3 separate regions of the Homo sapiens genome follow, and regions 2 and 3 are each linked to region 1. A link is an interaction called in ENCODE POLR2A ChIA-PET data of the cell type or tissue named here. Cell type or tissue: OCI-LY7. All regions are shown on one strand.

Evidence for each region. Peaks named below come from ENCODE experiments on the same cell type or tissue, not always from the same donor. Only the 100,000 strongest peaks of a DNase experiment are listed, where the experiment ranks them.
Region 2: POLR2A ChIA-PET joins it to region 1 with 16 read pairs; 1 of 35 experiments calls an interaction of 5 or more read pairs at or near these places.
Region 3: POLR2A ChIA-PET joins it to region 1 with 5 read pairs; 2 of 35 experiments call an interaction of 5 or more read pairs at or near these places.

The regions. Positions count from the first base shown.
Region 1 is chr10:3,863,561-3,871,560 of GRCh38, forward strand. No RefSeq gene overlaps it. Among named protein-coding and RNA genes, the nearest start is that of LINC02639, 34 kb to the left of the region's middle. RefSeq lists an enhancer at 6,143-6,642. In OCI-LY7, no CTCF peak of the experiment used is centred here; a DNase peak (open chromatin) is centred at 4,931; H3K4me3 peaks cover 1,028 bases; H3K27ac peaks cover 3,043 bases.
Region 2 is chr10:3,651,469-3,659,468 of GRCh38, forward strand. The region is part of intron 1 of LOC105376360 (a long non-coding RNA gene); the gene reads left to right. Among named protein-coding and RNA genes, the nearest start is that of KLF6, 130 kb to the right of the region's middle. In OCI-LY7, no CTCF peak of the experiment used is centred here; a DNase peak (open chromatin) is centred at 4,273; H3K4me3 peaks cover 1,105 bases; H3K27ac peaks cover 1,154 bases.
Region 3 is chr10:3,720,761-3,728,760 of GRCh38, forward strand. The region is part of intron 1 of LOC105376360 (a long non-coding RNA gene); the gene reads left to right. Among named protein-coding and RNA genes, the nearest start is that of KLF6, 60 kb to the right of the region's middle. RefSeq lists an enhancer at 1,835-3,034. In OCI-LY7, no CTCF peak of the experiment used is centred here; no DNase peak of the experiment used is centred here.

The DNA.
Region 1 (8,000 bases):
CTCCCGACCTCCAGTGATCCGCCCGCCTTGGCTTCCCAAAGTGCTGGGATTACATGTGTGAGCCACTGCGCCCACCTGCTGAGTCATTTTATAAATGAGAAGGTAAAGCCTGTGATTTCTGCCTTTGTCATCTTGAAGGAGGTGGAATGAAGAGAAACAAGAAAATGGGATCATCAAGTCAAAATCATGCAAACAAAATCACACACACACGAGTTGGGCTTTTCAAACAATTACAGCCTGTTAAAATCCATGTAAATGTAGGCAGGCTGGGCATGGTGGCTCACACCTGTAACCCCAGCATTTTGGAAGGCCAAAGTGGGGGAATCCCTTGAGCCTAGGGGTTCTGAAAACAGAGCCAGAACGTGTCTCTGCAAATAAATTTGAAAATTAGCCAGATATGGTGGCATGCACCTGTGGTCCCCACTCCTCAGAAGGCTGAGACAGGAGGTTCCTTTTACCTAAGGATGTTGAGGCTGCAGTGAGCTATGATTGCCACTGCACTCCAGCCTGGGTGAGAGAGTGAGATCCTGTCTCAAAAAATAAAATAAAAATAAAAATAAATAAAATGTTGGCATATTGGTCAGTGAGGCCTTTGTAAGTGCAAGTGGAGCCATTTGCAGGATTTGGGGGCATCCTCTAGGCACACAGACGTCATTAGGTGTTATGGGTTGAATTGGGTCAAATTCATATGTTGATGCCCTAAACCTCAGTACCTAAGGATGAGACCTCATTTGGAGACTGGGTCTTTACAGATGTGATTGATGTAGGATGAGGTCCTCCAGTGCCCCAATGCAGCATGACTGATAGCCCTATGGAAATGGCGATTAGGACACAGGCACACGCCCAGGTGAACATGAAGACAGAGATCGGGATGATGTTTCTACACACCAAGGAAGGAAAACTGAGGACCAGCAACCGCCAGAAGTGAAGAGAGGCCTGGAACAGGTTCTTCCTCATGGCCTCAGGAGGAAACAACCCGACGACAACTTTGTCTGGGACTTCCAGCCTCCAGAACTTGAGACAGTCCATTTCTGTTATTGTGACACCCTGTCTGTGGCACTTTGTTATGGCAGCGTAGGAAATGAATCCACTAGCCATACAGTGACTCCAAACCACTAAGAAACAACCCAGTCCCCGCAAGAACTTCCAGGGACATGTATAGTGTGTGATGCCCATGATGTCTGCAGTGATAACAGAAGGCAAATCGTCAGCGGAAGGCCACAGGAATAACTCAAACAGTAAGTCATCTCAGGATGCAGATCACAGGGGACAAATAGAGAATAAGCCCTCCCAGAAGAGTCCCACAGGCTGAATGGGTGTGTGGGGGGCAGGGAAGGACAGCCCCATAAAATGGTATTGGAGATGGAAGTGGAGCAAGACCACACCTCTGAGTTGGCAAAGCCCATGGTTCTCACAGGCAAGAGAAAGAGACTTGGGCTTCAGGGAAACATAAGCCCAGGGATAGCAGCAGACACACCTGGGGAGGTGAAGTGCATATATATATACATATATATATGGTGGTGCATGCCTGTAATCCCAGCTACTCGGGAGGCTGAGAAAGGAGAATTGATTGAACCTGGGAGGCGGAGACTGTAGTGAGCCGAGATCGTGCCACTGCACTCCAGCCTGGGTGACAGAGCGAGACTTCATCTAAAAAAAAAAAAAAAAAAAAAATTCCAGGAGGATGTACATCTACTACTCTACTATATATCCTACTTGAAATAACAGAAAAGCAAAATGCAAAATTTTATTTTGTGACCTCCATAGAACTCTAAAAGGAGTATAAAAATGTATAAGCAGCTTGTATAAAATACTCATGATCATGGGAAACTGCTTCTTGCATAGTTGTGACTTCAGTATTTCAAATTATTAAAGAATATTCAATTTTATTCATAAAGATGAAAACAGTTTATTACCATTTATAGAATTTAACACACATATTTTCAACATTCAATCACAAGTAGTGTAAGTCAATTGTATTTAATAGCTAATTGACTTAGATTTCCTTTAAATATAGCTTTTACCTCCTTTTGAGAGCTTTCCTTGTTAACTAATTTTCTGTCGGTAGGCATAACCACTTGCTCATGTATGCTACAGCATATTAGAGTCAATATCATTCTTTCAACCATTCATTCAAGTCTAATTTTACTGTGCAGAGCATAGCATTACCGTAAGCTTATTTTCCACAGAGGAAATTCCCAATATGTAACTTAAAATATAAAAGTTGGTGTGATGAGGCCATAGTGTACAACCACAGTGGAAATTTGACTCATCCTGAGACTTTTTGAAGTTGCAATGTGCAACTAGAAATAATTAATGATCTCTAATACTTCTCACGGTTTCTATTTGGATGTTCTACAATTGTGAAGGATACTATGAATAATTCACCATTCCTTTAACCTCTTGGTCTGCTGTAACCAAATGATTCCTGGGATGGCAGTTTTGCTGGTCTACAGAATAATTATGAAATAATAATATTTCACCCATCTCTCTCTCTCTGTACCAAAAAAGAATATAAGAGCTTTATCTAGGTTGTGTGCTTATAAGGATACCAGTTTTTTACTTTCACATATTGAATTAACAATTACCAGTGAGTAGTTCTAATATGTTATTATAGTAGTGAAAATATAGATAGAGAACTCTATGTTAAATTTAAAAATGATCATTTCAGTGATTAGCTAGAGATCTGATAAAGTGGATCTTTAAGTTAATAAACCTGATATACTACAAGCCGTATGAGACATCCTGCTTAGCAGACTCTGGCAAACTGTTACTGGTTTAACATTGTTTTCTCCCAGGACATTCACCTTTTTGGTAATTTACACTTAAGCTATTCCCACTTGTCTGCAGTTCAGCAGAAACATACGTCTTGGCACAAATGAAAGAGTGACACCATCTCTCACAAGGACCACACTGTTGCTCATCATGTTTCCCAGAAATATGTGACATATGTTGGAGACCAAATAGAAGCAGTTCCTCAACACTTGTTTCAGGTTGTCAGAGAACTCGACCAGCAGCAAAGACAGCAAGTATTCCAGACCACCATGCAAATAATGTTCTGAAAAGAAGTCGTATTAGTCTGGTTCAAGAACAGTTTTAGCTGGTTATAGCTAACTGCCACTTCACACTTGGTGATCACTGCATAGACATATCTGAAAGGTGGAAGCACTGCTGTAGTAGCCCTTAAATACAGTTATTTTATGGGTTTTGTTGTTTTTGTTTTTGAGACAGGGTCTCACTTTGTCTCCCAGGCTGGATTGCAGCTGTGTGATCTGGGCTCACTGCAGCCTCCACCTCCCCAGCTCAAGTGATCCTCCTGCCTTAGTCCCAAGCAGCTGGGATTACAGGCTCGTGCCGCCACACCTGGCTAATTTTTGTGTTTTTTACAGAGATATGGTTTTGCCATGTTGCCCAGGCTAGTTTTGAACTCCTGAGCTCAAGTGATCCACCCGCCTCAGCCTCCTAAAGTCCTAGGATTGCAGGCATGAGCTATCACGCCAGGCCGTTTTATGTTTTATTTTTGTAAAATATTCTTGTTGTAAATTGGTGACATAATTAGTCTTAGTCCATCTAAATGCTAAGTGTCAGTTTCAACTCTAATCTAAATGATGGTCTGCAGCAGAGGTTTCCAAATATTTTGAGGATACACACCTCATCAGTAAAAAGGTTTTGATCATGAACATATAAAGACATTAACATTTGCTGATGTGTAAGACCAGCCCCTTCCTGCTGGGTGGCTTCCATGAGCAATTAGACAGTGATAGGAACAAACAATATAGAGACAGGTAAGTCTTCTGTTATATTTTGAGCATTATAAAGGATACACAGAAACATACACGTAATAAATGAATCAGATAAAAATAAATGTGCATAGAAGCTCTAATGTTCTTTTACTTGTATTGCAATATATCATTCTGTACAGAACCTTGGGTGTGTGCACCTCACCTGTGGGACCCCTGAGCCCATCTGTGAGACCTGAGGTGCTGTCACAAGTGCTCAGGGAAGGAGTGAAGTTGTTTTTCCACTGTGATGACTCTGGCTACATGAGAACGTTTTCTTTATGACTGAAGTAGAGTCACATTGGATAGCAGTAACTTTGATATCTTCATCAGAATGAGTCATTTTAATGTGTATTGCCTTGTAATCATAAAAGTTGAAGTATTACTTTTTTTTTTTAACTAGAGCACAGTTACAAGTAGATGTTTGCCATCATCATAACAAGAGGAAGTCATGGATTTTATTTTAAGGCACATAAACTGAGATCATGGGCACATGATCAAGTATCAATCTTCTATGTTGGGAGAAGACAGGGCCTAAGGTTTATGCATTACATAACATGTGCCAGGCACAATTCTAGATGGTTTGGATATGTTAAAAGAAATCATGGCTCTAAATTCCGGTACACAATGTTTAGTAGATAATAAATGCTATTATGTTTCTGATTTCATCATCAAAATTATCCAGACAGCTAGGTATGACTACACTAGTCATCCAAAATCACCTGAAAATCAGAGAGCTTCAGTGACTTTGGGTGTGGTCACTTCTTAGTAAGAGGCAGAATAGACACTTCTGATTCCATCGCTCATGTTCAGGGTTTTAATTTTTTTTCTTTTTTTGCTCCTTTCACTGTATAATTGCTCATGTGAGATGTTCCAGAGTGAATAGGCTGCCCTTTGGATATTGTCACATATAAAGACAATAAGAGTAAATAGTTGCTTATTTGAAGACATCCATAGAATGGCTCATGTGTCTTGTTTTTTGCTTTTGTTTGTTTATTTGTTTGTAGACACAGAGTCTCACTGTCACCCAGGCTGGAATGCAGTGGTGCGATCATGATTCACTGCAGTCTTGAACACCTGGGCCCAAGCTATCATCTCGCCTCAGCCACTTGAGTAGCTGGGACTACAGGTGCACACACGCCACTGAGCCTAGCTAATTTTCAACTTTTTTTTTTTTTTTTTCAGACAGAGTCTAAATCTGTCGTCCAGGCTGGAGTGCAAAGGCACACTCAGCTCAGTGCAACATCCGCCTACTCGTTTCAAATGATTATCTTTCCTCAGCCTCCTGAGTAGCTGGGATTACAGGCACCCACCATCACACCTGGCTAATTTTTGTATTTTTAGTAGAGATGGGGTTTCACCGTGTTGGCCAGGCTGCTCTTGAACTCCTGACCTCAAATGATTCGGCCCACCTTGGCCTCCAAAAGTGCTGGGATTACAGGTGTGAGACACCACGCCTGGTCAATTTTAAACTTTTTTGTAGAGACAGGGTCTTGCTCTGTTGCCCAGGCTGGTCTCAAACTTCTGGCTTCAAGGGATCCCTCCACCTTAGCCTCCCATTCTGCCACATTCTATTTCTGTAGAAGCAAGTTACAAAGTCCAGCTGACACGCAGAGGAGCAGAATTGAACCTCACCTTTTCAAAGAAGGATTGTCAAAGGATTTGTAGATATATTTTCAAGACACCACACAATGCATTTGATGAGATTCTGATTATAGACCCTTTGGCATATTTTATGTGGACTGTAAGGAACTGGGAAGGATCTAATATTTTACCCTATTTGTAAGGTTTCAAGTTAGCCTGTCCTAGTTTTGTGAATGCTGACAGAAGATATGAGTACTCTGGGTCAAAGACCAAAAGGACTTTATGACTCAAGCAATAGCAGTAGGCAGAGTATCAGCAATTTTGGTTCTCCTACTCCCCACCCCCAGAGGGTGACTGAAGGAGGGTCAGGTGACATTTGCACATGCAGTGGATTGCATTTCAGGAGGTGAACCTAAACTTGGAGGATGGGAAGCTGCCTTTCACAAGAAGCAGTAGGCATACCTGCCCTTTGCTTTGAAGGACACACAGTCTCTGTCTTCCAAAGCTGTTCACTATTTAACTATCTTTCACAAGATACTCCAGGACAAAGACTCTCACGGCCTCTACTCAGAAGATGTGCAGACATGTGAGGGTCATGGAGAATTCTCTTCCGAGTTTATGATAAAGGTGGTTGCATTAGTCAGGGTTCCCAGAGAAACAAACCAATAGGAGATAGATAGGTGGATATTTTAAGGAATTTGCTCATGGGACAGTGGAGGCTTGGTGAGTCCAAAATCTGATGGGGGTGGTAAGCAGTCTGGAGACTCAGGAAAAAGCTGCAGTTTGAGTCTGAAGACAGTTTCGTGCAGAGCCAGAAAGGGCTGATGTTGCAGATGAAGTCTGAAGGCTGTTTGCTGCTGAATTCTCTCTCGCTTGCAGGGAGGTCAGCTTTTTGTGCTCTTCAGGCCTTCGGCAGATCGGATGGGGCTCACCCATATCAGGGAAATCTCACCCAAAAATATCCTCACAGAAATATCCAGAATAAAGATTGACCACATATCTGGGCACCATGGCCCAACCAAGCTGACACATAAAATTAACCGTCACACTAGTGGTATGATTGCTTTATTTAGTTGCAAGAGTTGAAAATAAAAAAAAAAATTAAAAAGGCATTTGGCTGAGGGGCACGGAAGGGCAGCCTATATTTATTGTGAAGTAATGTGTTCAACTGTGAGGGTTCATGTCTGAAGATAGTTCTAAATAAAAAAAGATGATTTTTCTTAATTCCCATTGCCCCATTTCAGATTCCCATTTGATAATTTAAACAAATGCATACTAGCAGCCAGATGCGGTGGCTCGTGCCTGTAATCCCAGCACTTTGGGAAGCTGAGGCAGGTGGATCATCTGAGATCAGGAGTTTGAAAGCAGCCTGGCCAACACGGTAAAACCCCATCTCTAGTAAAAATACAAAAATTAGCCAGGCATAATGGCAGGCACCTGTGATCCCAGCTACTTGGAAGGCTGAGACAGGAGAATCACTTGAACCTGGGAGACGGAGTTTGCGGTGAGCTGAGATTGCACCACTGCACTCCGGCCTGGGTGACAGAGTGAGACTCCATCTCAAAAAAAAAAGAAAACAAAAATGCATACTGGCATGGTCCACCCTAGTCAAACAGATTCAAAGAACTACAGACTTGGAGGAGACCCCAGAGATAATATAATTCATCAACATCATGCTACAACTTTCTGAATATCATGCAAATAGTTACCTGTAGAGCTGGGACTTAAAACCCAGGGCTCATACTCTACTCTGTCCAAGAGCATTAGAACTGTGGCTCACGGAACCCTGGGTTCAACAGAGGTTCCTTGGGAGCCTCCAGGAGGATGGGCATGGGCAGGGCCCCAAATTGGTATTCACTAGAGGGGCTTCATTTCAGTGTGAATTTTATATTGGAATACTGTGTAAGGTCCCATTTGAAAAGGGCTTATTTTGCCAAAGCAAGCTTGCAAATGACTCTCGTTTGCGATGGATATTTTTGTTGCTAGTGTTGGAAGTTAATACGTTCAAATTACATTTGAGAACCGAAGTTCAAAAAATAACCTTCCTTTAGAATTTTTTTGAATTTTAATAATTTGATCCAATTTGAGTTTATAAACTCAAGGAAAATATTAACTCATCAATTTAGTAGTGTGTAAATTATTCTATTCCATATTTATTTTATTCTTAAAAATCATGACCATAAATTTAATAGGATAATTCAAACTTTTTTTTAGTAAAAAGCAGTATATATTCATGAAGGAATATTTGAAAATACAGAATAACAGAAAAAAATGTAAAATATACCTACTACCTAAACATACCTTTATCAGTATTTTTATGTATCACCTTTCAGCATTTTTTTTCTAGGCAGATGTCTCTTTCTCTACGTAGTTGTCAATAAACTGTGTACTTATGCACAATTTCATGTGACCATTTGTGCTTATCATATACTCAAGGCCTTCTCTATGTCATGGAACGACCTTGGAAATATAATATTGAATGACTATGTAAGCTTCCACAAAGTGGTTATACCAGTTTTTAACTAACAACCTCTTTTCTGTTTTTGATTTTATTTTACTGCTAAAAATTCAAGCTGGAATAGTACTGCTGGGAACCAAGTTGTTTCCCCAACGCCTGCCAAAGTCCTCTATTGAATC
Region 2 (8,000 bases), 210 kb before region 1:
TCTAATGTCACCATTCACCTCCTGGGGGACACCTTGTAAGAGCCAACAGACCTCATGACCCCCTTAGGGTCAAGGGTTCAATATCTAAGTTACCTGAAGTTCAACAAAAATTGCTTCCCTAAAATAGGGACTTTTATCTGAATCAAAACCACGTATGAGAACAAGTATAGGTGTAGCATATAGGTAGAAAGTATCTATGTGTTTTGCAAGACTTTTCTCCTCATTAAGAACACAGCAAAGCCTGCTTGTTCAGATGCTTCTCTGTGTCTCTGTGTTGTCAGAAGTAAGGATGTTCCCTTTCTCCAGATCTTACGGAGAAAGCTCTGCTTCAGGGAGAAGGGCAAGACGAGGTTGGAGAGTGACCTTCTTGCTTCTGCTGTTTTCTCCAATGCCAAGGTGCCATATTTGGGGTAGCCTGTCCTGAACGCATCACTGCCTGACTCCCTCTGACCCTTGGTGTTGGCATTAGGCTGCATTGCATGTAAGTTATGCAGAGCAGTTGGCCTGAGATTTGATCAGTGTAATGTTGATCTTGTGGAGATGACCAAGGCATGGAGGTCATCCCATACACAAGCACTTGGGAAATGGTGAAGAACCTGCCACAGGAAGTGGAACGCAGGCAGTGCCGACAGTGACTCTTTGCTGAGGGTGGGGAGGAAGGACCAACGCAAAGTGTGAGACTGCAATGGTCCAGCAACTGAAGCAGAGTCATCAAGGCCCAGGCAGAGCCAGGCCACCAGGAGGCAAGGCAGAGCCCGGTATGGCATCCCTGGAGCAGCATCAGAGTGGGCCTGGCACTAGGGGATCGTGCATTCCCACTGGCCACAGGTGCTTTCTGTTGCAATTACCTCTGACTGGTATGTGCTGAGTCTACAGGTGAGCTCTGAGTCTACGGGTGAGCTGAGTCTATAGGTGAGCTCTGAGTCTACAAGTGAGCTCTGAGACTACAGGTGAACTGTGAGTCTACAGGTGAGCTGTGAGTCTACAGGTGAGCTTTGAGTCTATAGCTGAGCTCTGAGTCTACAGGTGAACTCTGAGTCTACAGGTGAGCTCTGAGTCTATAGGTGAGTTCTGAGTCTGTAGGTGAGCTGTGAGTCTACAGGTGAGCTCTGAGTCTACAGGTGAGCTGTGAATCTACAGGTGAGCTCTGAGTCTACAGGTGAGCTGTGAGTCTATAGGTGAGCTCTGAGTCTCTAATTTTAATCTACTCTGCGAAAGACACTGGCTGTGAGCACAGGACACCAAATAGGTGGTTGTAGCGTGGCTATTCTTCGGTAAGCTTTGCTTGCTGCTTTCTTGGCTCACATTTTTTCCAAAGTAGGGTAAATATTAAATAATAATACAATGTAATATTATAATGTAATATATAATATATATTTAATAATATAATAATTAAAGACTTTGCTTTAAACCTCTTTCCTTTAACATTCTGGGCACCTGATGGCTATGTATGAATAAATCTAAATGGTGACGGTGCCTACACAAAAACGTTCACACAGAAGAGGAGATAAGATCACGGGAAGATGAAAACAAGACTTGCTTCGATAAACGGCACTCCAGATACGGTTTGGCACTGTTAGATGACTCGGCTCCCCAGCCCCATCCAGACAGCTGCACGGGCTCCGGGGCAGTGAGCTCCGCTTTCCTCTGCAACATCGCTTCACCACAGCAGCGATGTTTTCAGGAAAGACTTGCAGAGAGATCTCTAGCTTTCATTTTCCAACACGAATTTATTTCCAGTTCCAACCTCAAAGTTTCCAAGTGAGGCTTTTATTAAGAATAATGGTATGTTGCCAGAAAAAGTAACCCTTGAATTATGAGGGAAATTTAAGAAAGGAGAATATAATTTTTCTTCCCTCTACTATTTATCCATCCAGTACTTCTCTACATTGTGGAAGAAGTCACATCTCCACCACAGACAGAAGGATTGCTCTGGGAAGAGCCCTGATCTAACTGTAATGGCTTTCTTTTCTTTTCTTTTCCTTTCTTTTTTCTTTTCCTTTCTTTTTTTTCTTTCCTTTCCTTTTCTTTTCTTTCTCTCTCTTTCTTTCTTTCTTTCTTTTTTCTTTTTCTTTTTTTTCCCGAGTTTCACTCTTGTTGTCCAGGCTGGAGTACAATGGCATGATCTTGGCTCACCGCAGCCTCCACCTCCTGGGTTCAAGCAATTCTGCTGCCTCAGCCTCCTGAGTAGCTGGGATTATAGGCATGCACTACCACATCCAGCTAATTTTTATATTTTTGGTAGAGATGGGGTTTCACCATTTTGGCCAGGCTGGTCTCGAACCCTAACCTCAAGTGATCTGCCTGCCTCAGCCTCCCAAAGTGCTGGGATTACAGGCATGAGCCACCATGCCCAGACTTTTTTTCTTTTTTTTTGAGACGGAGTTTAGCTCTGTCATCCAGGCTGGAGTGCAGTTGTGTGATCTCGGCTCACTGCAAGCTCCACCTCCCGGGTGCAAGGGATTCTCCTGCCTCAGCCTCCCGAGTAGCTGGGATTATAGGCATGTACCACCACACACAGCTAATTTTGTATTTTTGGTGGAGGTGGGGTTTCACCATGTTGGCCAGGCTGGTCTCAAACCCCTGACCTCAAGTGATCTGCCTGCCTCGGCCTCCCAAAGTGCTGGGGCTACAGGCATGAGCCACCGTGCTGGGATTACAGGCATGATCCACTGTGCCCAGACTTTTTTTCTTTTTTTTTATTGTTATTTTTTGAGATGGAGTGTCGCTCTGTCACCCAGGCTGGAATGCAGTGGCACGATCTCAGCTCACTGCAAGCTCTGCCTCCCGGGTGCAAAGGATTCTCCTGCCTCAGCCTCCCAAGTAGCTGGGATTATAGTCATGCACCACCACACCCAGCTAATTTTTGTATTTTTGGGAGAGATATGGTTTCACCATGTTGGCCAGGCTGGTCTTGAACTCCTGACCTCAGATGATCCACCTGCCTCAGTCTCCCAGAGTGCTGGGATTACAGGCGTGAGCCACAGCATCTGGCCAATGTGATCGCTTTTTCTTAAGACTATTGGTCATTCCTTTTTTTTTATTTTTCCTGCAGACCTTATCATGATGCAATGCTCCATCCTAAAATGCTCTCTCCCATACCTATGCAGCAAATGTTACGTTTTGATTATTTCCCTTTGCAGTGAATATTGCCAGACCCTCAGAGATCATCTGCATGTTTGGCGGTGTGAGCAGAGGTTGCCACCACTGTTCTTTTTGCCCTAACTGTTCTGAGTCAGCTGATAGGAATTCTGATTCTATGCTCTTTTGCCAAGATGGGAAGCTGGTTTGGAAGACTTTTGGATCTATACATCCCAGAATACTTCTTCCCTATTTAGGTATATCAGTCATTTTATTTCCTACTAAGAATTATTTGTATCATTCAGAGTTGCCAAGCACAGAACATAACTGTGAAATCCCAAGGTTTCTGGAAATTTTTCAGATAGGAAAGGGGGACAAAATGAACCAGGCAGCCAAATTTCACTCTTTGCTCTTTGAAAAGCAAGAATGTTTCTGCCCTCTTTGCTTCTTTTTCCTCTCTTGCAGCCCTTTCTTCTATCTCTAACCTGTTGATGTTTCATAGAGTATGATTTTTCTCTGATAAGCATACACATGACCAGGGCACTGGTTGAAAGAGTAAGGTCTTAACAAACTGAGTCCTCCAATGCAGCACAGAAAGTTATCACAAACACACACACACACACGTGCACATACACACATATACACATGTGTGTTTATGTGTATATATGTGTTTGTGTGTGTGTGTATAAGAGAGAAAAGGAGAGTGAGAGGTGAAGAACATGATTTAGCTGGAGTTGAATGTTCCTCTGGCAAAAGCAGAACTTAGTGAAGACTCTTTCTCTCCTATGCTTATTCAACTCTGGACTTCACTTAAACTGAAGAAATCATCATTAACTTAGTTTTTTATTCTCCACACACTGGCAAAGTCCTTAGTAAGTATCAGACACTGCCCAAGACCCAAGAGCTGCACCGCTGAATAAGCGAGGTCTCGAATCTGGTAGAACTTCCATTAGAGGGGAGAAAGATGAACAGCACACACAAATAAAACCTTTCATAGCAGAAAGGGAGAGGCAGTGTGATGAAAACACCACAGAGTGATGGGACGATGAAGATTCCAAGGCTACGTTAGATTATATGGCTAGGAGGGGCCTCTCTGAGGAAGCCGCAGAGAAGCCGAGATGTGGCTGACATGAGGAAACCAGCCGTGTGCAAAAATGGAATGAAGTCATTTAAGGAAGAACAAACACCTGCAACTGCCCTGAAACAGGAACAAGCTAGAGTTGTTTGAGATACATCAAGAAGCCCTGTGTGAATGGGGTAGGGTGGATGCTAAGCTAGCTGGCAGGTGGCGGTGAGGGGGCCCCTTTAGGTCAGGGTGGGTAGAATTCCTTGAGAGGATACAGGAAGAGAGTGAAACCACCGGGTTAAGGTTTTCCATAGCTCACCCCAGCTGCTGTATGGAGAACACAGAACAGAGAAGAAAGGCCGCATGGAAAGCCAGTGCCGTGGTGCAAGCATGATGCTGTGATGGAAAGAACGACGGAGGGAGGTAGCAGGATGTGAGCTGGGTTTTGGAAGCTCCCAACTTAGGGTCTTTCACTTCAGTAACTGTAGACATTGATACATTTACTGGAATGAGAAGGCAGAGGGGAAATAGAATTCTGTTTGGGATATGTCAAGTGTAAGACGCCCATCAATATCTGGATCGATACCCCAAGTAGGCAATTGGATGAAAGTGTTTGCAGGCAGGTCAGGAGTAGAGAGAGAAATCTGAGAGTCACAAAATTCTGGAGTATTTAAAGCTTTAGAATCAGAATCAAAAATGGTAAGTGGAGAAAAGCAGGGATTCCAGATCCAAGTCCTGGGTGCACCAGCATTGACAGTGGGGGCAGAAGGTTGGTGTTGAGAGCCAAACAGAGCTCGGTAACACTGTGAGCTGTCAAGAATGTCCACTCGTCTAGCTCACCAGCCAGCTTTATTCATGTCATTGTCCTTCTGCCAATCCTAACATCAATGAGATGTAATGGCGGTGATAAATATGGATGTATTCATGTCTCTTTGTGCAGAAAGCAGAGATTGTTGCAGCATAATATTTTTAAAAAGGAGTAGGTACCAAACATTTTATCACATTTCTCTCTAAACTATTTTTTTTCTGCCTGGTGGAGAGTAGGCTTTTGTTTGTCAGTTTGTTTTGTTTTTCAGGAAGGTACTGCAGGCACCTAATTAGAGGAGACGGTGATACGTTTACAAAGTATTAATGGAGCTGTCTTTTCCCGCCTTACCGTGAACAAGCACTTTTTCTTGTACTTAAGTTTAAAATGTCTTTCTAGGAATAGAACAATTGCAAACACTGCAAAGTGCGAGTAGGAGGGAGGGGATGGTGAGGAGGGGGAGGCTGCCTGGACTCCAGGGAGTAAACACTGCAAAATGGGAGTGGGAGGGAGGGGATGGTGAGGAGGGGAGGCTGTCTGGACCCCAGGGAGGTGTCATGGACCCTGTACCATTTAATCCATCCCTCTCTCATTTCCTATTTAAAATACTAAGAATGAGTAAAACATACAGGAGAAATTTAGAGAAAAGAGAGTGGAAAACTTTAATTTTTAGAGTTGTCAATGAAAACATGTCTTCTTTTCTAAGGGACAAGAAAGAAATCAATCCTGGGTCATTGAGCTGGAATTTAAACAGAGCCTCAGACTACATGGATTGTTCTAGATAGCATAGCCTGTTAACTTCATTCCAAAATGATCATTTGGTTAAAAACACTTATGAAAACAATTTTTGGTGGCCTTGGCCTCAGGACTGATTGGCTCACTCCAGAAAATCCAGCAGGTTAAACATGTAAATCAGCCTTGGGGAGGTGTTAGGAAGCAAAAACTCCAAGCCTGGTACCTATGTGGATGGCGGTTTATGGGTTTAGGACATGCTTTGAGATGAATGTATTGGATTCTTAGACCCAACTCTTTTGATCGCTGATTTTTTGATGGAGAATATTGCGTCTTCCTAGCTAGCTTGATAAGTGTGGGGATGTCACGTCTCCTTAGCAATCCGAGTTATATGGAATAATCTAGAACAATTTAAAATGCTGCCTCATTTTTCCTGTAAGCAAACTTTATTCTTCAATAATAAGTACAGGTGGTTTTTGCCGGTTGATTAATTCCTTGGTCTTTACTCAGGGTAAGTACTGAGGGAGGAGGATTGTGTAGGTGGGATTGGGCCATGGTGTGAGTGTGGATGTTCTGAGGGCGGGAGAGTATCTCTGATTTGGAGCCTTTGCCAGTTTCCATAATGGAAGACTCCAACCACGGCCAATTTCAGGCTCTCGATATCCTGTGTTCCATGTAAAAGCTTCATGGGTCAGAAATGTCAACATTCAGCCTTCGAAAGCCAGTAGGACACAGGGCAGAGGTAGCTGGTAGGGGCCAGAACTGGGTAGATGGGAGTCGTCATCAAAGAAATGATGACCCGACCTCACATGCCTAGTAGGTCAAAAACATTTCATTGAACAAAATCTAATGGTGCCTCGTTTTCTTTCAAAAGCAGCGTTTGCATAATAACTGGTGCGCTCATGAATGCCCATTGGAAGACTGGGGAGAAAATGTAAACCCACAGGAAAAAGCATGTTTAGATGTGAAAGAAAGGCTAGTTTTTTTTTTTTCTTTAAAGCCAATTGAGTATAAAAGCGGTTGATAACTCCTAGAGTAACTGTTTGTAGTCCTTGCATTTAGAGATGGGCCACCGCTGTGCCCTTTCTCTAGCCGGAGATAATTACAACACAGTCTCACCATTCCTCCCTTCAGAAAATGATTATAATAAAATATCAAACCTGGAGGAAGCTCAGAGTCTTCAGAGATTTTCCATAACCTGTGCCTTCAGGACACAAAAACCTACATGGCCAGACAACCAGAAACAGGACTTATTTTGAAAGATTTTTCAAAGATTCACCCACTCTGTCCAGTTTTAAATGTAAAACCACATTCATAGGCAGGAAATCCTTTCCTGTATCTAACCGTGGTGTCTCATTTTTTGTGTGTTTAATTAATTCCCTTTGTCTCTTTTCTAAATGAGGGAATTATCCTCCCATCCCTAAGTATAATTAAAGATACTGAGAAACCCTATTACTTCAGATCCCACTAATTCACAAATTGTGATAATTCCAACAAGGCCTGGACTGCAAAAATAATTAGATAAGCAAATAAATGGGGTAAACAAGCCTGTAGGTCACCTTAGAGGCCTTCACTCTATACCTGCCTTCCAGTGAAGAGCTGCCTGGACCCTTTGCTGGGGAAGTGCTGTCTGGACAGACTCACCCCTTTACCAGCTCTTTTGCCATTGAAGAGAAAGGCTGTTTAGAGACCTCTGGAGATCCCTCTTTGGGAAATCTCTTTCGGAACTTTATCCCTCCACCGCCTGTAGGAGTCTGGGTCCTCACCCTGGCTGGGCCTTCCTCTGTAGCCTTGCTTCTGCCTGGAGGAAGGCCAAAAAATCCCAGGAAGTCACTTTGTAAACAGGAGCTCTTTCCCTCCATTCATGAAAGCAAATACCTGAGCGGCTTTACTGTGGGAGAGCTGGGGTGGGGACCTGGAGGCACTGCTGTGGGCAGTCAGTTGCATTTGTGTTCCAAAATTCAGGCCTTTGTGATCCTGCGAGGACTTCTGTCTTTGTTACTGTTCAGCTGTATTTTGTCAGGTTCCTTCGTTCATTGAATCATTCTTCATTGACTGCCCACTCTGGTGCCGGACCCCAAGGATATATTACATAGACAAACTATATACAGTCCTTTTAATTTCATTTAAATAAATTTTTAACAATTAAATAGTGCTCACTACTTGCGGGCACCGTGGCAAGCACATTAACAGTAATGACTCGTTTAATTTATGCTCCTCAGTGAACTCACAGAGTCGCGGAGCAAACAGCTTACAACACAGAAGATTCAGGGCGACATCCCTGAGGGAGTCAGGTGCAGTCCGGGAACATGGCGG
Region 3 (8,000 bases), 140 kb before region 1:
TTGAGTTCTATTACAGGAAGCAGAGGAAGTTTCAGCAGACAGTCACTTGCCAATTTGAACAGTCCAAACACATGGTCTTCCAGTTTACATGCCCAGTGGTTTCTAAATAATTCACATGTCAGCTGCACAGACACATTGATAGTGTCATGGGTTTTGATGGGTTGGCCCAAATCCCATCATGAGTACAGTTCCATGTTCCCCCTGAAACTGGCGACGAGAAGTCCTCCCGGGGGAAGGCAGACAAGGGCAGCAGTGGAGTTTTGGGGTTGAGACTGAGCCAGAAAGCAAAGTGCCACTTCTGCCCATATGATGGTGAGATTTTGGAAGATTCCAAGTCTGAGAGACTGGGTCATATTGAGAGAATCGTGGAAATCATTTGGAAACCGGGCAGTGGGGAGGGAAGGATAAAGCCGTCTTCCATTTAAAAGGGAAACAGATACAATCTGAATGTATCTCCCCGGTTTGTCTGCTAAGGAGAGACACTCTTGTCTGCCGATAAAGAGCTGAGAGCCTCAAGTAGGTCAAAAATAAAGAAAACAAATTGAAGGTGAGATTGATTCATGACACATGTGTTACAAGGTCTGGTGGGAGCCTCTACTTTTTCTGGAGGATAAAACCATCAAAGCACACTGCCCCCGTTTCATCACACCACTTGCGTATTATAGAGACACAATCAGTTCTCAAAATCCCTAATTTGGGCATTTTGTGCCTCAAAAATATTTGTTCCCTTAGTATTCAATGTGGCACCATAGTACGAGTGCAGGTGTTTTGAATTTACACCTATCCTAGCTTTCACTTCTGATCCAACTCATGGGTTTGGTACGTCTGCTTAGCAGTACAATTTCAACGACTAAAATTGTCCGTCTCTATTGACTATGAACCATGCAAAAGGACGACCACTGGATGGTTTTCACCACAGCTGTGGCCACAGTGGCTGGAGAGGTGGTCCACCCTAGAAGACCCTAGGAAATAGCAGGCTGATGACACTGAACACATCAGTTATGTGAAAGGTGTGCGTGCATGGTGAGCCAGGAGGCTCAGTCCTGGGAGCAAAAAGACATTATAATCTTTAAATCAGAAGTAATTCCAGGAGCTTTCAACTGATAAAGGGGCTATCTTATGACATGAATAAATAACTAGACATAGTAACAACAAAATGATATTTTTCTTACTCAGGTGATCATCTTCTTATTCAAACGTGTATGTCAGAACCTGACTTAGGGATGGGAAGTTAGAAAATAAAATGAGAAAAGTGGAAAGCTGATTTCCTGCAGCCTACTTCCATCATTAACTCTTGGAGGCTTGACAATCCTTGTTGGAAAGCAGTCACCCAGGCAGTAAACGCTGACTAATTGATGTGTTAATAAAAGTGGACATTGTGTAACATTCCTAATATGTTAATAGTGTGGTTTGCAAAACATTTTAAAATTACTTTAATGAAATATTTGATTAAACGTAGGTTTAATTTAAAATTTCACATTTTTAATCAAGGAGGATCAGTAATTAGCCTGGAGGCTTGAATCGAGAGCATATGTATAATTTCTGCAAATAAAGAGAGTGCACCAGTGTTCCTAGAGGGTCCTGTGTCATCGACCTGTGTATGTGTGAATAACTACACATTTTTGGTGCTGTGGGATTCACTGGTAATTGCATTGCAGACCAATTAAGAGAGTATTTATAGTCCAAATTAACCTGATAATCAAGAATCCCCATACAATATTGATCTCTCTTAAGAATTTTCTGAATGTAGGTAGGTGCTCTAACCAGCTTCTTGAAGAAGTGTTCAGAAGCCAGAATCAATGAATTCGGCGGTAATATTTCCCCCTAGAAACGTGGGCCATTTTCAATTTTTGCATGCGCAGAGTAAATGCTCAGCAAAAGATTAATTACTTGAGTATTTCATCGATATTCCTATAGACAGAAGGTATTTACGGAGGGCCTGAGCATGCATTCTGTAGAGTCCGATAGGTGGGATGTCTTCCCTCACCCATCACAAGGGTCATAGCAGAGACTCCTAGAACAAAAGACAGGTTAACAGGAGAAAAGCATAATAGGCATAATATTTAGTCCAAATTTTACATGACACGAGATCCTTCAGAAATGAAGAATCAAAGGCCCAGGGAAAACTGTGTCTTTTTACACTTAGGATGGATGGAAGCATGGACAGACATGTAGGAATGTGATGGGACAGAAGACTGTGATCTAATGGTGAGAGAGTGAGGGTAAGCCCAGCAAGACCCACCTGTTCCTGTTCTCCATGGCTTCTCCATTTGTGTTCCTTACCTCTCAGGAAGAGGGCAGGACTCCTCTGGAATGAGGGTCTCCGAGGAGGAAGAGAGACAGTGACCTTTCTAAGTTTCATGGCTGGTTTTGGGGAGAGGAATTCTAGTGCCCATGACCCACCTTAGGGAAGGGGAATTCTGTTTTCTATGACTCACTTTGGGGCAGAAAGAGGGCAGAGAGAGACATGAGGGCAGGAGAGGGTCGGAGAGACCTGGCGTAGGCGGCCTTCCCATTTCCTCCAGCTCAAAGCACTTGACATGCTCTGGCGCCATACTTTGGGGTCTTGTTTTCTGAGCCTCACAATTCTGAGAGATTCTGCACACGGGTCACCGAAGGTCATCCTCACAGACTCCCCTAAAGTGACCTATTATTATCACCATAACAGACATGGAACCTGGGACTCAGTCCTCAGGTGATTGTCCAGAATGGGGAGCGGGCCATTCTGGACAATCTGTACCATGGCCACAGAATGTAAACAGAAAACTCATTCATTCATTCACAACTCCAGACATTCTTCTTCAACATGGATCTTGGCAAAAAATGGGGTCTTCAATTCAGATTAAATAAAGGAAATGAAATACAATTATTTTTAAGTTATGAAGACATCTTAAATTTTTACTTAAGGCTAAAATGTCATTTTCTTATACAAGACATAAGCATTTGATGTTTGTCAAGTTCACAGTTAACTACTCAGGGGTACAGATTGCTTCTTGTTAAAGACACCACTGACTGAATATTTTAACCACTCGAATAGAAATTTCTACATTTTATCGGTGTCTGCCAAACCAAAATACCCCAACGGAATTCCTTTGAAATCTCTGGGAATGCATTATTGGAGTGGGTGTCGATACTAACTTTTCACATAAATCTACTCACCCTCAAGTTAGGATATTGGACATATGGTTTGTGGAAATATTTGAAGCATTTGCATAAGACATGCAAGTTTTGGAAGAATGACCATTTTAATCAGGCTGACTAACTGAGATGAGAAGAGGGAGGTGTGACCATCTGTTTAGCTTCATCTTGATTTTATTTAGCACCTGCAAAAAAAATAGATTTGAGCCACTTCTGAACGAAGAAAATATGGAGAACCTGTCTAGGACTGTCTCCTGTGCCCTTCTTCAAGGAAAGGAAAGGTCAAGTTACAAACAAATTATACACACACGCTGTGCACATGTGCACACATGCACATATACACAAACCCTACACCTTTTGAAATCTAAGATCTGTAGTTCCATAGTTCACTTGATAACTACAGGTCTTAATTTTAGCACTCTAAGACAACACTCAATACATATGCTAATATTTGCCGATACCTATAAAGGCCAAAAGAAACAAAAAGTAAAGTTATTATGTGTAGGAATGACAGAGGATTCTGAACTGAGAGAGGCAGTTATATAATTTGCCAATTCCTAAGCTGTTTATATAAATGGTTATAAATGGATATACTGTGTTGCCTAGGAAGGTTATAGCTCTCTAAAATGATATTAATATGACATGAAAATAAAGCGATAAAATTCCAAGCTATATTTCAATGCATAAATAATGCTAGAATATAGTTGACACTCAGTAATATCAACAAACAAGTGAAAAAATTCCTTACTAGTTTTTTGGTAGTTTTTTCTGACAAATAAATTTGAACTTAAATGTATTTTCTTTATCAAGATTATCCTAAGACTTTTGTGCTGCAGTTTTTGAGATAAATCATTTGATAGATTTTCTGATGTTGAAATTTTCTCTTACTCTTGACCAAACTCTCTTTGGTGACTATGATTTTCCTCTTCTCACTCTGGACTCTTATTTACATTCTTATTCTCTCTCTGTCTGCTCCTCATCCTCCTCCTGTTCTCTCTCCATTTCCCTTTCTCATCTCCTCTCTCTTTTTCCTTCATCAGTCTTGATATTATTAATATTTTTAAAAACTCAGCTTTTGGAATTTTGAATTATTCTCTTTCGTGATCATTGGTTGTTCCTATGGCTGCCGCCACCCTGTTCCTGTACTTCTCTATTGTATCGATTTCTGTTCGCATTTCTCTTTCTTATTTTTTATTTTGATCTGATGCTTATTTTTTTCCTTGCTGATTTTTGGAATTTAAAATTCAGCTTACTTGTTTTCAGTCTTTTGTATTTATAGTTAAACTTACAACTTTCCAACTAACTACGGCTTTATTCAATAAAGTAATTAGTTTTGGGACATACTGTTCTATCATCAATTAGATCCAGGTGAATAATAGAGTTATTTAGATTCTCTGTGTCGTGACTAATTTTCTTCCAGTTGGTTCTGTCAGTTGCTTGAAAAAGGATTTTTAAATCTCCTACTATGTTTGTGAAATCTTCTCTTTCTCCCTCTAATACTATTTTATCTTTATGTATTTTGAGGCTTTATTTTTAGGTGCATAGAGATTTATATTTGTTATAGCCTTCTGATGAATTGGTCTATTTATCAATGTGAAATTTTCTTATCTTTGGTAACAATTTTGACTGAGTTTGCTGTTAATACAGCAACTTCAGCCCTCAAATGCTTCCTGTTTAGATACTATATTTTCCATTCATTAATTTTTGAACTACTGTAAGTACATCATCTTTTATAAACAGCAAATAGTCAGGTGTCTCTGCTTTTTAAGTGGACCGTTCAGTCCATTATCACAAAATTGAATAAAAATAAGCCTATCATTTTATCATTTCTTTGTCACCCCTCTGTGTTTTGTTTCTCTCTTCCCTCCTTCCTGCCTCCTTTTAGATTGTGTTTAAATTTTATTTTAACTTATCAGTTGCCTTTTTAGCTGTGTATCTTTGCATTTTTGTAATGATTGCTCTAGGGATTACAATATACCTGTTCTCGTAGTCTACTTAGAGTTAATACCGTACCACTCTACAGAAGAGAGAGAAATCTGCAAACATATTAATTCATTTACCCTCTCCAGCTGTATTATATGCTAAGGGCATCTTACATATGACATATATGTTATAAATCCCACCGTGTTACATATATATATTATAAAGACCATGTTAGATTTGCTTTAAATGACTACATGATTTTTAAAAAACGGAGAAATCATGCTTTTTATGTTTGCCTCACAATTTTCTCATTTCTGATGCTTATCACTCATTCCTGAAGATCCACATTTCCTCCCATATCTCTTTCCTTCAGTTTCAAAAACTTCTTTCAGCATTTCTGGAAGTGCAGGTCTAATGGCTGCCGATTCCTTTCATTTTTTTTTTTTTGGAAAATGTTTTTATTTGTATTTCATTTAAGAAGGATATTTTTACTGAACTTTCAATTCTGGATTAACAGGTGTTTAGTTTTTTTTAAATTTGGGCAATTTAAAAAGTTTTGGGGCCATCTTGTTGCCTCCATGGCTTCCGATGAGAACTCAATAATAATTAAGATAATCAATCCCCTGTGTATAATTTGTCATTTTTCCCTGGTAACCCCAGGGTTTCCTCACTATCTTTGGTTTTAGCAGTTTGTCCATAATATGCCTAGTCAAAGCTTTTTTTTTATTTTATCCTATTTGAGGTTCACTAACGTTCTTGAATATGTCAATTTGCATCTTTCCCCATTTGGGATGACTTTGAGCATGATTCCCTCACTATCTTTTCTGCCTCATCCTCTGTCTCCTGTGTCCTGGGGTCCCTCATGTGTGTTCTAGCCCCTTCTCCCTCAAGACTCCTCTTCACATAAGCTAGACTTCTGAAATCATCTCAGGGTTCCCTAAAATTCCATCCTTTTTTTTCTTTCTCACATCCTCAGATTCTGTACCATTTACGGATCCATCTTCCTGTCCACTGGCCCTTTTTACTGCCGGCCCTGCTCTGCCGTTAAGTTCTTCCAGTCAAGTTGTTCATGTAGACGTTTTGTCTATGCACTCTTAATTTTCCACTTGGTCATTTTTATGGTTTCTTTTTTTTTTGAGACAGAGTCTCACTCTATTGCTCAGGCTGGAGGGCAGTGGCGTGATCTCGGCTCACTGCAGCTTCCACCTCCTGGGTTATAGTGATTCTCCTGCCTCAGCCTCCCAAGTAGCTGGGATTACATGCACACACCACCAAGCCCAGCTGATTTCTGTATTTTTGGTAAAGACAGGGTTTCACCATGTTGGCCAGGCTGGCCTCGAACTCCTGACCTCAGGTGATCCGTCTGCCTCGGCCTCCCAAAGTGCTGGGATTACAGGCGTGAGCAACTGCACCTGGCCATTTTCTATATTTTTTAGTGACATTTCCTATGTTTTCATTTGTCATGAGTGAATTTTCCTTTGCCACACCAAGCATAGTTTTGATAACTATTCATGTTCTTGTCTGATCATTCCAACAGAGGTCATCTCAGGCCTCATATCGATTGACTATGTTTTCCCCTGAGATGAGGTCACATTTTCTAGGCTTTTTGTAGGTTGAGTAATCTTGGATAATATCTACTATGTCATTAGACTTTGGATTCTCTGTTATTGCTCAGAAAAACGTTGATACTCTTGTTGAGTAAGTAATTAATTCAACTAGATTCTGTGCGGAGAGTTACGCCAGCATTAGACGAGATGGCTCAGACTTTATTCCGGCTCTTTGAGCCATCATTTCAGGCCACTTTCAGTTTGATCTATGCATGTGGGGTTCAAACAGCAGCCGGAGCTGGGGGCGGTGGGGAGGGGGGCATTTATGCTCAGAATCAGATGTCCCCCGTCCCCCTCCGCTTTCCGAGGCTGTCCTTTCTCCCTCTCTCCCTCCTGGCTGCTCTTGGGTTTTCTCCCTGATTGCCTTCAGCGGAGGAGATGCTGGGCTTGGTAAGCTCTGCCTCAGTGGAAGCTTCTGTAAGATAAAGGCGCAGTAGAAAAATGCAAACGTGTTCTCTGCCCCCCGCGCGCTTCAGGGTTGGCTCCCTCCAAAAGCTTCCTGAGCTTGTTCAGTCGCCACAGCTCTGAGAGAGCAGTTTGTTTTGTATCTTGTTAAAGTTTATAGCTGTTAATGATAATTGATTGTTAAGAGTTCACCCCATCTAAGGAGCATATGGCCCACAAATGGCCGGAAGAGAAACTTCCGAGCACTTGCCCCTCCTCAACTGTCATTTTCTCACTTATCTTTAATAGAATATGTATTTTTCTTATATAAAATTATACATATGCTAAAATATAACATACATATATGTAAGAATATATATATGCTGCACTCTAAACACTTACTGCTTTCTTATGTTTCAAATATTTTCTTCTATTTTATGACTTGACTTTCCATTTTTTATGAGAAGCAGGTTTTTTAAATTACATATAGTCAAATATATCAATCTTTTACATGTACGTAATGGTGTGTATTTTTGTGTCTTGTTTAAAAAGACATTCGAAAAAATGATAATAAAAAAACTTCCTAAATCCCATAGTCATATTGATTTTTGTTTTGTATATTGTCTTAAAATTTTTAATTTTGCTTTTTACACTTAAGACTTTAATCAGTCTAGAATTGATTTTTACACACGATATGAAGTGGAGATCTAATTTCTTCATTTTCATTTTGGTTTTCTGGATGAATGAATAAGGGTTAAAAGTTATCATTTACTAAATAGTCCATTTTTCTCCTACAAAAGGAATAAATCAATTTCCAATCATCTATTTCTCTATCCCTTGTCAATACCACATTTACAACTGGGCCCAACCCTAAGTGGTACAGAGGCCCACAGATAAGTAAATGATTGCAGAATAAACTTTGCCAGCTTTAGGACTTTGGCTAGACGT